2 separate regions of the Mus musculus genome follow, and region 1 is linked to region 2. A link is a contact called in ENCODE Hi-C data. All regions are on one chromosome and are shown on one strand. The core of a region is the stretch at or near the end of the contact, and the rest is flanking DNA. Distances in the headings are between cores, read along the strand shown. Region 1 overlaps 1700112J16Rik (RIKEN cDNA 1700112J16 gene). Region 2 holds the start of Adamts17 (a disintegrin-like and metallopeptidase (reprolysin type) with thrombospondin type 1 motif, 17).

The links. Hi-C counts contacts between places; a loop is a spot of excess contacts on that map.
Region 1: a map of left cerebral cortex shows a loop between it and region 2 (2.4-fold over the local background). The contact joins the enhancer-like site here to the promoter of Adamts17 in region 2. A Hi-C loop is called at or near these places in 4 of 37 maps with a recorded cell type or tissue (CH12F3, left cerebral cortex and mouse trophoblast stem cell).

What each region holds. Positions count from the first base shown.
Region 1 is chr7:67,215,564-67,220,689 of GRCm38, reverse strand. 1700112J16Rik (RIKEN cDNA 1700112J16 gene) reads left to right here. Exons shown (of 3, transcript NR_131044.1): 2 at 510-1,192. Among named protein-coding and RNA genes, the nearest start is that of 1700112J16Rik, 4.3 kb to the left of the region's middle. Within about 2 kb of position 3,654, at least 1 of the 3 ENCODE cell types and tissues checked has a DNase peak (open chromatin) inside an H3K27ac peak, as active enhancers do.
Region 2 is chr7:66,837,474-66,842,151 of GRCm38, reverse strand. It overlaps Adamts17 (a disintegrin-like and metallopeptidase (reprolysin type) with thrombospondin type 1 motif, 17), which reads right to left and starts at 2,417. Exons shown (of 23, transcript NM_001033877.4): 1 at 2,241-2,417; 2 at 1,534-1,904. The coding sequence starts at 2,316. It overlaps Gm33627 (a long non-coding RNA gene), which reads left to right and starts at 2,361. Exons shown (of 4, transcript XR_391554.2): 1 at 2,361-2,445; 2 at 3,356-3,440.

The DNA.
Region 1 (5,126 bases), core at 2,405-4,904, 380 kb before region 2:
TGGATGTCAACTGGAGTCACATCCCTTCAGACATCCTTGGGGAGTGCGGTGCCTTCTGGGTTGGACTGTTTTAGAGGTTTCCCACGGGCCATCAAAAGGTTTCTTTTGGCCACTCACTCTCTGCCTGCTGCAAGTCAGGGCTGACTGAAGGTCCTTACTTTAGAATAGCTGGGTTTTCCCAGAGCCATACCCACATTCTTGTCTGTATGCTGTGGGTGGTCATTTAAAGGTTCTTAAGGTGGGGTTTGACACCCCCACTTTGTTGACCTCATTGCCAGGGTCTCCCCTCACCCCATTTTTCCAGTCCTTCAACTTTCTCTGGCTAACCTTTGACCTGAGCCCCAGCATCTGGGATTTATATCCAGGTTCGGAAGGCTTAATTCAACACCTCCAGGGCCCTGTCTACTCCCAAGTTTCTCAAGAAGGGGCACCGGACAGCCTTCTGATCCCTTGTTCCGCTCAGATCCATTAAATCTAAGCAAGATCCAATTTTTTTTTATTTCCTCAAGATATCAGTGCTCCATGGGAATGCTGCAAAGACCCGGGGCTCTGAAAAGATGGCCATGCTAATTCCTCTGTTGGTGTTTACCCAAGACATGAAGACCAGAACAGGAAGAGACACTCGTGGGCTATTCATAATCAACCAACTCAATCCATGAATGGCAAAGTTGATGGTGATAATTTTCCCTCAGAAACTGTCCCTCAGAATGAAAAGTAGCCCATGATGAATGTGGCCTAAGCACATCTCAGAAGCACAATGCCAAGGGAAAGAAACTCCTTAAATGACATCGTGGGGTTGGCAGGAGAATAGAAACAGAAATCAGACCCGCGGTTGTCAGAGATGGAAACACAGAATGGGATTTGTTTGCAAAGCGTCTCAAAGAACTTTGTGGAAAGAACAGCCATGGTCTAAGCTGTAATACTGGTCAAAGCTTGTTTCATGGTACTCAAAGAAGATGAACTTAAGGATTTAAATACTTCTCAGTAAGCTTGAGTTAAAAGGGGTGTGAAGTCCTCAAATAATTAAACATAGACTTGGATGATTCAGCCCACTTCTAGGCACATAACAGAGAGGATGGAAAGCAGGTCTGTATGCCAAATGCGCATGACACAGTTCTCACGGGCACTAAAAGGTTGGGCCCAGCCCAGAAGGCACCGATCAACAGGTGCATGGATACAGCAAATGTGACAGGTATACGTGGAATATTACTTAACCCTGAAATGAGAGAAACTCCCGATGCACACTATAGCATGTATGTCTCCTGAGGACGTTGTGTTGAGAGAAGTAAAGCCAATTAGAAAAGGGCAAATATACTATGATTCCATTTGCATGAGATCTTGGAGTATATGAGCTCAGAGACAGAGCTGCATGTTAGTGCTAGGGGCTTCTAAGATACAGGAGTTTGTATTACACAGTAACAGGATTAAAGCCCTCACTTAAGAAGCCCCCACCCACCCACCAGATAAACAGTCCAGACAGTAAGCTGTTGAAGAGAGACCTTAAAATCTGTGATCAAGAGAGGCAGGTGTGGTGTCACAAGCCTTTAATCCCAGCACTCAAGAGGGAGAGGCAGTCAGATCTTTGTGAGTTCAAGGTCAGCCTGGTCTATAGCATGAATTCCAGGACAGCCAGGGCTGTTACACAGAGAAACCCACCAAACTCACTCCACCCCCAAAATTGTGATAAGATGCTGTTCACAGTTGATGGTGTCTGGCCCGGGTGGGAGAACTCAGCTTTCTTTCAGGGGCTGGCCACTGGGAGTTTGACAATGCTCCAATGCGTATATGGGCAACACAAATTTGACTTGGGTTGTTGTTGTTGTTGTTGTTGTTGTTGTGTTGTTGTTGTTGTTGTTGTTGTTGTTGTTTTGTGGTTCTTTTGGAGGGAGAGTGCCAGAGTGAGAGGGTGAACCTGGAAAGAATGGAAAGCAAGTGTGATCAGGGTGCACTGTATAAAATTCTCAAATAATTAAAAAAAAAAAAAGTATGTTGGGGATAACTAAAGGAAGCTTGGTGGCCGTCAGATTGCTTGCTTTCCTTTCCACTTGGGGCTGAGAGAAAACCCAGCTCTTCTTGACCTCCAACCCCAGAAACACACGCCATCTTTGAAGCAGAGAAGCCTTCCCCAAGCAGACAACAAAGCCTCCTGGCACCTTGCTGTCAGACTCCTCCACCTCCAGGATGGTAAGAAACATCTCTGCCCTGTATAAATGCCCTCATGGCAGTATTCTATAGTAACAAACATTCTATAGTAACAAGGTACAAATGGACCATGTGGCGGAAGGGAGGAGCGAGGATGGACTCATCACTGCTCTCAAGCTAGTTTCAAACTCACCACATAGCTGAAGTTAACCTTGAACTCTCGACCCTCCTGCTTCTACCAATAGTGTAATAGAATTACAGGTATGAGCCACCAAGTGTAGTTTTATGGGTGCTGGGGATCAAACCCAGGGCCTCAGGCACGCTAGGTGAGCACGCTATACACGGAACCATAATTTTAAAAAAGACTATATGCTCTACTTGAGTGGTGAGTTTGCTGGCTGCTTATGGTGAAATGGGTGTTGTGGAGGCAGCCATCCTGTCAAAAATTCTCACCCCGGCACGGCAGCTACTCCCCACACAAGTCCACTGTCTCACCCCTGCAAGGCAGCTACTCCCCACACAAGTCCACTGTCTCACTCCCCACACAGGACCACTGAAGCTTTGAATGAGGCCTGCTCAGACTGAGGAACACTCTAAGTACAAACTTCAAACAAGAGTTTTTTTAAATTAATACTTTTGTTTAGTGTGTGTGTGTGTGTGTGTGTGTGTCACAGTGCATGTGAGGAGGTCAGAGAACAGCTTGCTTGAGTGTTCTCTCTACCATGTGCCCTCTCTAGGAGTTAAGCTCAATTCATTGGGTTTGGAGGGAAGAGCCCTTACCAGCTGAGCCTTCACCCTACGCTCACCTAGGCTTTAAGTAGTCAGTATAGAGAAATAGACTAAGTGCTCTCTGTATAACTTAAGTGCTATACGCTTAAGTGTTATTCTGTATAACTTAAGTGCCATTTATGAGATGTAATTAGTTACAGAAAATACTGTTGAAATGAATTCCACCTTTTTTTTCCCCTGTGGCTACTAGGAAATATAAACACATCTTGGTGCATATTCTACGGGATGGCCCTGCTCTGAGCCCCCCCTGCTGGAGCTGAAATCCAGTATCCAGGGACTTCCCTGACTGAGGCCTCTTCTCTAAAGGGCCTTGTTTAACTGATAGAGATAGGCTTATTTCAGTCAGGAGGGAGTCAGGCCAGGCAGCTGACAGGGACAGAGACTGGCATAAGAAAGAAGAGATTCAGGGTACTGCCCAAGAGACCCCTGGACCTTCCCATCCCTGCCTTTCCTTGCTCTGCTCCTCTGCCCCACCACCACCTTCTCCCCCTGGTGGTAGGACCAGGCACAGCAAGTGGGCCAGATACTAAGCCTCTGAAGTCAGAAGAAGATGGGGGTGGGGGAGGCACTTATACCAGAAAGGAGAGGGTTGGAGTTGTACGCAGTGGTGTTTCTAAGGCCAGAATGTGAGTGGCTCACCCAGCTTGAGGAGCAGGTGGAAATGATAAGCGAAACTAGAGTCTGGTGAGTGCAGGAACAGAGATCCCACAAAGACCATTCGGGGTGTCCAATGGATTGCTGTTTGCAGGGACTGTTTGGTGGAAGTTCTGCATTACTAAAGGTGGCCCATAGGAGGTGAGCCCCCAGGGGTTCCCAGGTTATGGGGGGTGGCCTCACTTATACATAGGAGCAAACTCGCAAAGTACCCATGCCAACTGTTCCTATCCTGAAACAGCTATCAAGCCCATGTATCTGTGCACACACAAAACATACCCAGTGTTAGATTGCTCAGAACTTGGATGGGGCCGAACAAGCCAGGGCTGGCCACTTATCCTCAATAAGTCAATGAAAGAGACTCAGGATGCTACAAAGCAGAGAGGGAGGATTTATTCGATTCAGCACAACACAGGAAGAGGAACAGAAAACCCAGTGACACCCAAGTCCATCTTTGGGATCCTGGCAGGAGAATTCAGTTTAAACTGAAGGCAAGAGGTATGCCTAGCTAAGCAGCCCAGATCAAGGTGTGGTCCGCTAATCAGTGACTCATAATTGTCTCAGCCTCTTGCTCCTGGGCTGTCCTTGCAAACTGTGACATCCTTTTCTGAGAGATAAGCTCTCGGACTGTGGCCAAGGTCCTATCTATTCCTGTTCCCAGCATAAGCCTCTGGGAAACCCAGTTCCTAGGGATTCACTGTCCCGATCGCCTGATAGCGGGAAGGAGGGGGATGGGGGGGGGTGGGTGTCTTTCTTTAGAATGGCTCCCTTTTCACCACGTGATCACAGCATCATACCTTATTAAGTATAATGGTTGAGTGTGTATTGAACCAATACAGGGCCATAGAGTAGATGGTCTCTTTATACATGGAGGACACCCACCCACGCCCATCACTAACAATCTGCTCTGTCCTGGACCCTCAGCCTCACCTTCCACATCACAGGGTCGTGGAAAGTCAAGTTTGAGTGGCAGAGAGGGTTTATCTAAGAGCAGTCACAACAGAGAGATCACAGGGGGGTCACAGGAGTGGAGAAGACAGATAGAGGTGGCACCAGAACAACACAGAGATTAATAATGACTGGGGCCATTGTCCCAACTGGGAGGCAAGGGAAAGGGCAGTGTTATGGGAGCCTAGGGAGCTGTGGTCCCCCCACTTCTCATGGAGAGAGTCCCAGCAGTCCCCCTACTCCTCAGGACTCAGACTCAACATGTTCCAGGGGAATCACACCTGAGACCGTGTCACGCAATGCCAGTGACCCAGAGTTCATGGTTTTCCCTCACATGATTTTTGACACAAACTTTTGCAGGGAACCTCCATGCAAAACTAGCAAGTGAATACACACACACACACACACACACACACACACAGAGAGAGAGAGAGAGAGAGAGAGAGAGAGAGACAGAGACAGAGACAGAGACAGAGACAGAGACAGAGACAGAGGGATTGGGAGGAGGCTTGTCAGAATAATGATATATGTAGTTTGAATTTAAGCAGGTGTTGCCAGATTGCTTTCCAAAAATGATAAGAATCCATGTTTGA
Region 2 (4,678 bases), core at 1,168-3,667:
TGAAAAGTTGGCTCAGATGCCATGAGAGGAGGCTGAGCAGCCACTCTGGGAGGACTCTACATCAATGTTCTCCAGATTTCCAGCCTGGGCTCCTTCACAGATAGCTCCTCGCTGGAAACTTTACACCAAGAAGTATAAACTCTGACCTCTCCAGAAACTCACGAAACCGCAGCAAATGGGATTCAGATGTTTCTATGCACCGTACGGGGGTGTGACCTAGACTTGAAACACTTTGGCAAAAAAATGGGAGAAATGATGTGGGCCTCTGAGTCCCTCCCAGAACATGATACAGCGCTGACCCGAGTCCTACAGTGATCTGAGCCTTTCTCACTCCACTTAAGCCTCCTCGCCCACAGCCCACACCCTTTGTCCCCCCGTTCAACGATAACACCTACCAGACCCCACCACAATCTGCTTTGCCTTCTTTTGCCAAGACTACCAATGTCTCCCAGTTAAACAAAAGTAACCCATACCCTGAAATGAGACCTTTAAAGATTCCTGAAAATTAGGCTGCTCCTCAGAAATTACATCCACAGGTCCCCCAACCCTGACCCAGTACTAAGAAAGCAGAAGTATCGAGCAAAATCTCGGAGTCTTGGGCTTTCACGCTGTGCTCCTGGCTGTGTAGGTGGTGATAGAAAGCAAGTGAAGGGGTGGCTTCTCTGGCCCACTACCCCAGAGGTCTGCTGTGACAAATGTAGGGAAACAGCACAGACATTGTAAACTGAGTGATGCCAGGCTTTGGGGGGTGGGGAGGGCAAACCATCTGCCAGCCACGTGCTCTTCTTGGGGGCACCCTGGAGAAGCAGAGAAGAACTTGGCTGGGCACCAACGTAGCCAAGTGCTCAAGTGTGAGCACAAAGACAGCAAAACCACCCCAAACTTCTGTGCCTCTCCGTGCACTTGTCACAGGTGTCTCAACAAGGCGAGGCAAGGTCTTCGAGAAGAAAAAGAGTAAGAGCAGGGCTTTCCCCTGGGACAGGTGAGCACCGCACAGTTCTCACCGAGGGAGCATCCAGATAAATAAATACCTACTGCAGAGTAAGGCACTAGAGATACTGACAACAGTTCCTCTCTTGGTCTTACCTTTTCAGCTAGCAAAAATGAGACTAACCATGGCCTGCCTGGGGTCCCCTCCTAATGTAAGAAGGCTCAAGGGACAGAAGAGAAGTGCTTAGATACCCCATTCCTAGACAGGGAATGAACACTTTAGAGCTTCCCCATAACGTGCAGAAAACATACACACCTGTGCTGATGCTGTCAGAGTGGGAACGACAGGTTCATATTCTTTCCTCTAGGTGAGCTATAGCTAATTTCTCAATGCAACCCCACCTCGGCCAGGTTCAGGACACAACAGAAGCCAGGACAATAACAGGCCTTCCCCTGTGTTCTCTCTCCTAGGAAGGCACAGTCTGAAAGGGCCAAGTGAAGGAGATGGGAAGGTAGGTCTTCTCCCGCCCAGCCCTCCGCGGGACCACCCCAGGAGAAGTAACAGACTGGGCAAGGCAGACCCATAGGGGGCGCGGGCAATACCAGGCCGCCGGCGGCGCCGCAGGCGCTGAGGGAGACGAGGGAGCCCGGGTGGCCCAGGACTCGTCCGGAGTAGAAGCACAGCTCGGCAGGATGTCCGCTGCGCCCCGAGACACCCGCCTCCTCCACCTCGAAGCCTGGGGACAGGAAACGCAGGTCGCGATGCAGCTGCAGGTATAGGTCGCGCCCAAAGGCCGGCAGGTGCAGTAGCAGGGCGCGCTCTCCTTGCCCTGCTCGATGGCCACCTGGAGATGCTCGCGGTCGCCGCCACCGCCGGAGCCCCGCTGCTCCCGGCAGCAACTGCAGGTGCACGTCCTCGGGGCGCAGCCGCCTCGGGAGCACCACCTCCACGTCGGCCGCCGCGTCGCCGACAGCTGCGGGGAGAGAGGACACGCGTCAGCACCAGCCTGGCCACCAGGGCTGCCGGCCGCTCCGGCGCTGACTCGCAAGGCTCCGTGGGTATCGCGCAGCCGTGACCCCGCACTCCCTTCCCTCCCCGAGCCGGGCCTCTCCAAGCTGGCGAAGCCACTCGATCGCACCGGGGGTCAGCTCGCCATCCGCGTGCCGAGAGGGAACCAGAGACCAGTTCTCCGGCCGCGGCCTTCACTCTCCTCCTCAGGGGATGCTGTCAGCGGTCCACCTATGCACCCGGGCGCCGGGATGCTTCGGGAAGGCACCGGGAAGGTGGCCGCGAGAGCTAGGAACGCTACCTGTGCCCGGGTCCAGCCCCCACACCAGCAGCAGCAAGGACAGGACGAGAGGGGGCAGCAGGGTGCCGTCACACATGGTACTTGGGACCAGCAGCCCCCAAGACTGTAGTGATAGAGCAGGGACTCGCGAGGCGGCGAAGCCAACCGGAGTGCAGCCCTGCAGCCTTTGGAAAAAGTAATTAGCGCTGCGGACAAACCCAACATGGTAAATACTAAGCCCCACCTTCTCCTTGGAAAGTAGGCGGTGATTGGGCTTTTGCTTTTCTCTGCCCCGCCTTCCCTGTCCGTATTGGTTAGGGCCGGTCGAAACCAACGTGCGTAGTTAGGTTGTAAGCACTTTCTTACACGTGGTTTCTAGGCAGTAGGTAGGCTGTGACACCAGGTGGCAGGCGCGAGCCGGCTCAGCTGCAGCATCTTGGAGCAGCCAGGAGGACACCAGCCTGGTCTTCAGTTTGTTCACATTTGGGAGATCACCTTTGAGGCTTCCTAGGAAGATAGGCCAGACCAACCAGTTCAGTACAAGAAAAAGAAAATCTCTATGTATTGAAGTGACTCCTATTTTTGATTAGTTTGGGCTGGAAAGACGCAGCCCAGTGTTCCTAGCACACCTGAATTCATGCCTGACTTCTATATCTATGGTGTTTGTCCACACCCCGCAGGCTTCTTGCAGTCTATACTTTCACAGAATCCAAGAAGGTGAGAGCATAATAACACTCCCCTGAAGACTGGGAAACTGAGAAAAAGGAAATGTAAGGAGCCTGCTTAAATTGGACAGCTAGTATCTGTCAGAGCCGTGTCTTGTGTCTGTGATCCTGACTTTAGGTCAGGTGTGTTTAGGGAGGTATATTAGCTGCGCTTTGCATCGCAGGACCCTGGAGAGCTGAGAGGCAGAGCCTGAACTTGAACCCAGCCTTTCACGAACAGAATGAGTGTTCAATTTTCCAGCAGAATCTAGCCAGATATTATCCCTAGCAGACCCCTATGGGTAATCCCATTGGCCTCTTTAAAATTGTCCTACAGATAGCAGGACTGACTGAGCACAGGGATACCACAGCAGTCACAGATGGCTCCTCATCTCTCCCTTTTTGTCTGTTTGCTTGCTTGTTTTCAAAAAGGCCCCTACTCACCCCTCATCACAGGATCCAGACTTCATCACAGGGCTGAATTACCAGAAAGCATCCAGAGACGAGGTAAACACTGGTGAGTTTCCCTAAGTTTGGTGCCCCTGTCCTGGTAAGCTGTCTGCAGCTCTCCACAAAGGCGTATCACAGAATGTGCTGCCGAGCCAGTCTCTGATCTAGTGGCTGTCACTCACCGGTTGGCACCCTCGGGTGACTGGCAGCATGGGTCAGGCTCTGTTGGTGGCTATGAATGAGTAGGGCTTTGCCTCACTTGACCATGAGAATTTGACTGTGACCTCAACCATGTCATGGGAAACAGGAAGAAAAGGAGAAGCCTTAGCCCTGTGTGAGTGTGTGTGTGTGTGTGTGTGTGTGTGTGTGGTCAGACAGCAGCTAGCTATTCTGACAGCCCAGGAATGTTTTTCTTCTGAGAGTTGTTCAGTTTTTTCTCTGTAAATCAAGGAGCTAAGCTATACTGCCTCCCCTTGGAGGGTGAACTTCTAATCATTTGGACTACTCTTGAAAATAATAACAAGGGTCTGCGAGATACCTGACATACCATTAGCACTTTGTTAGATTTACTGAATATATGAATAAAAGAAGAAAAGTGATTGATTAAATCAGATGTTTCAGAGACTCCTCCTGTAACAGGGCCCCAGATATTAGCACAACTGACTCCAGGATGGAGATACTGTTTAGGCTGTAAAACTCAGCATCACCCTCCAAAACCAAACCAGAGGCCCATAACAACCATAGTTATAGGAAAGTCTCTAAATGGACTACTAACCTTGCTCTTTGGTTTCTGTAGCTCTGCCTCTGGCTAACTGTTCTCATTAACCGTATATCAACCCAGGACATGGATTTTATGCTCAAAAGCTCACCCTGAAGAAGGCTCAGGACTACATTGAGGTCCTGAACATGCTGTGTAGTTGCCGGCTTGCTGATAGACTTTCTATTGGCTTAAACCCACGTGTGAGCAGTCTTCTCTGCTGACTACCCCAACAACACTCCAGCTGTCAAATGTGCTAAGCAAGCATCGAACCCATGCCCCTCTCCCTTCATTGTTTGTCATTCTTTCTTGTCTGGAGCTGTTTCAGTTTGGCAAGTTCATGGAGGTTGGATTAAAAACAACAACAATGATTAGGGGCCAGATGTTAAATAGTCCTCTGTAAGCGAGAAAGCAGTGGGACATGGAAGGCCTCCGTTGTTTAGATAACCCCACCTTGCTAATGTGTATGTCTGTACGCAGCACCCCAGGCATTGCTGATGCATAGGAACACTAATAAACGTTTGCCAGATGATCAGCAGCCCAATGCT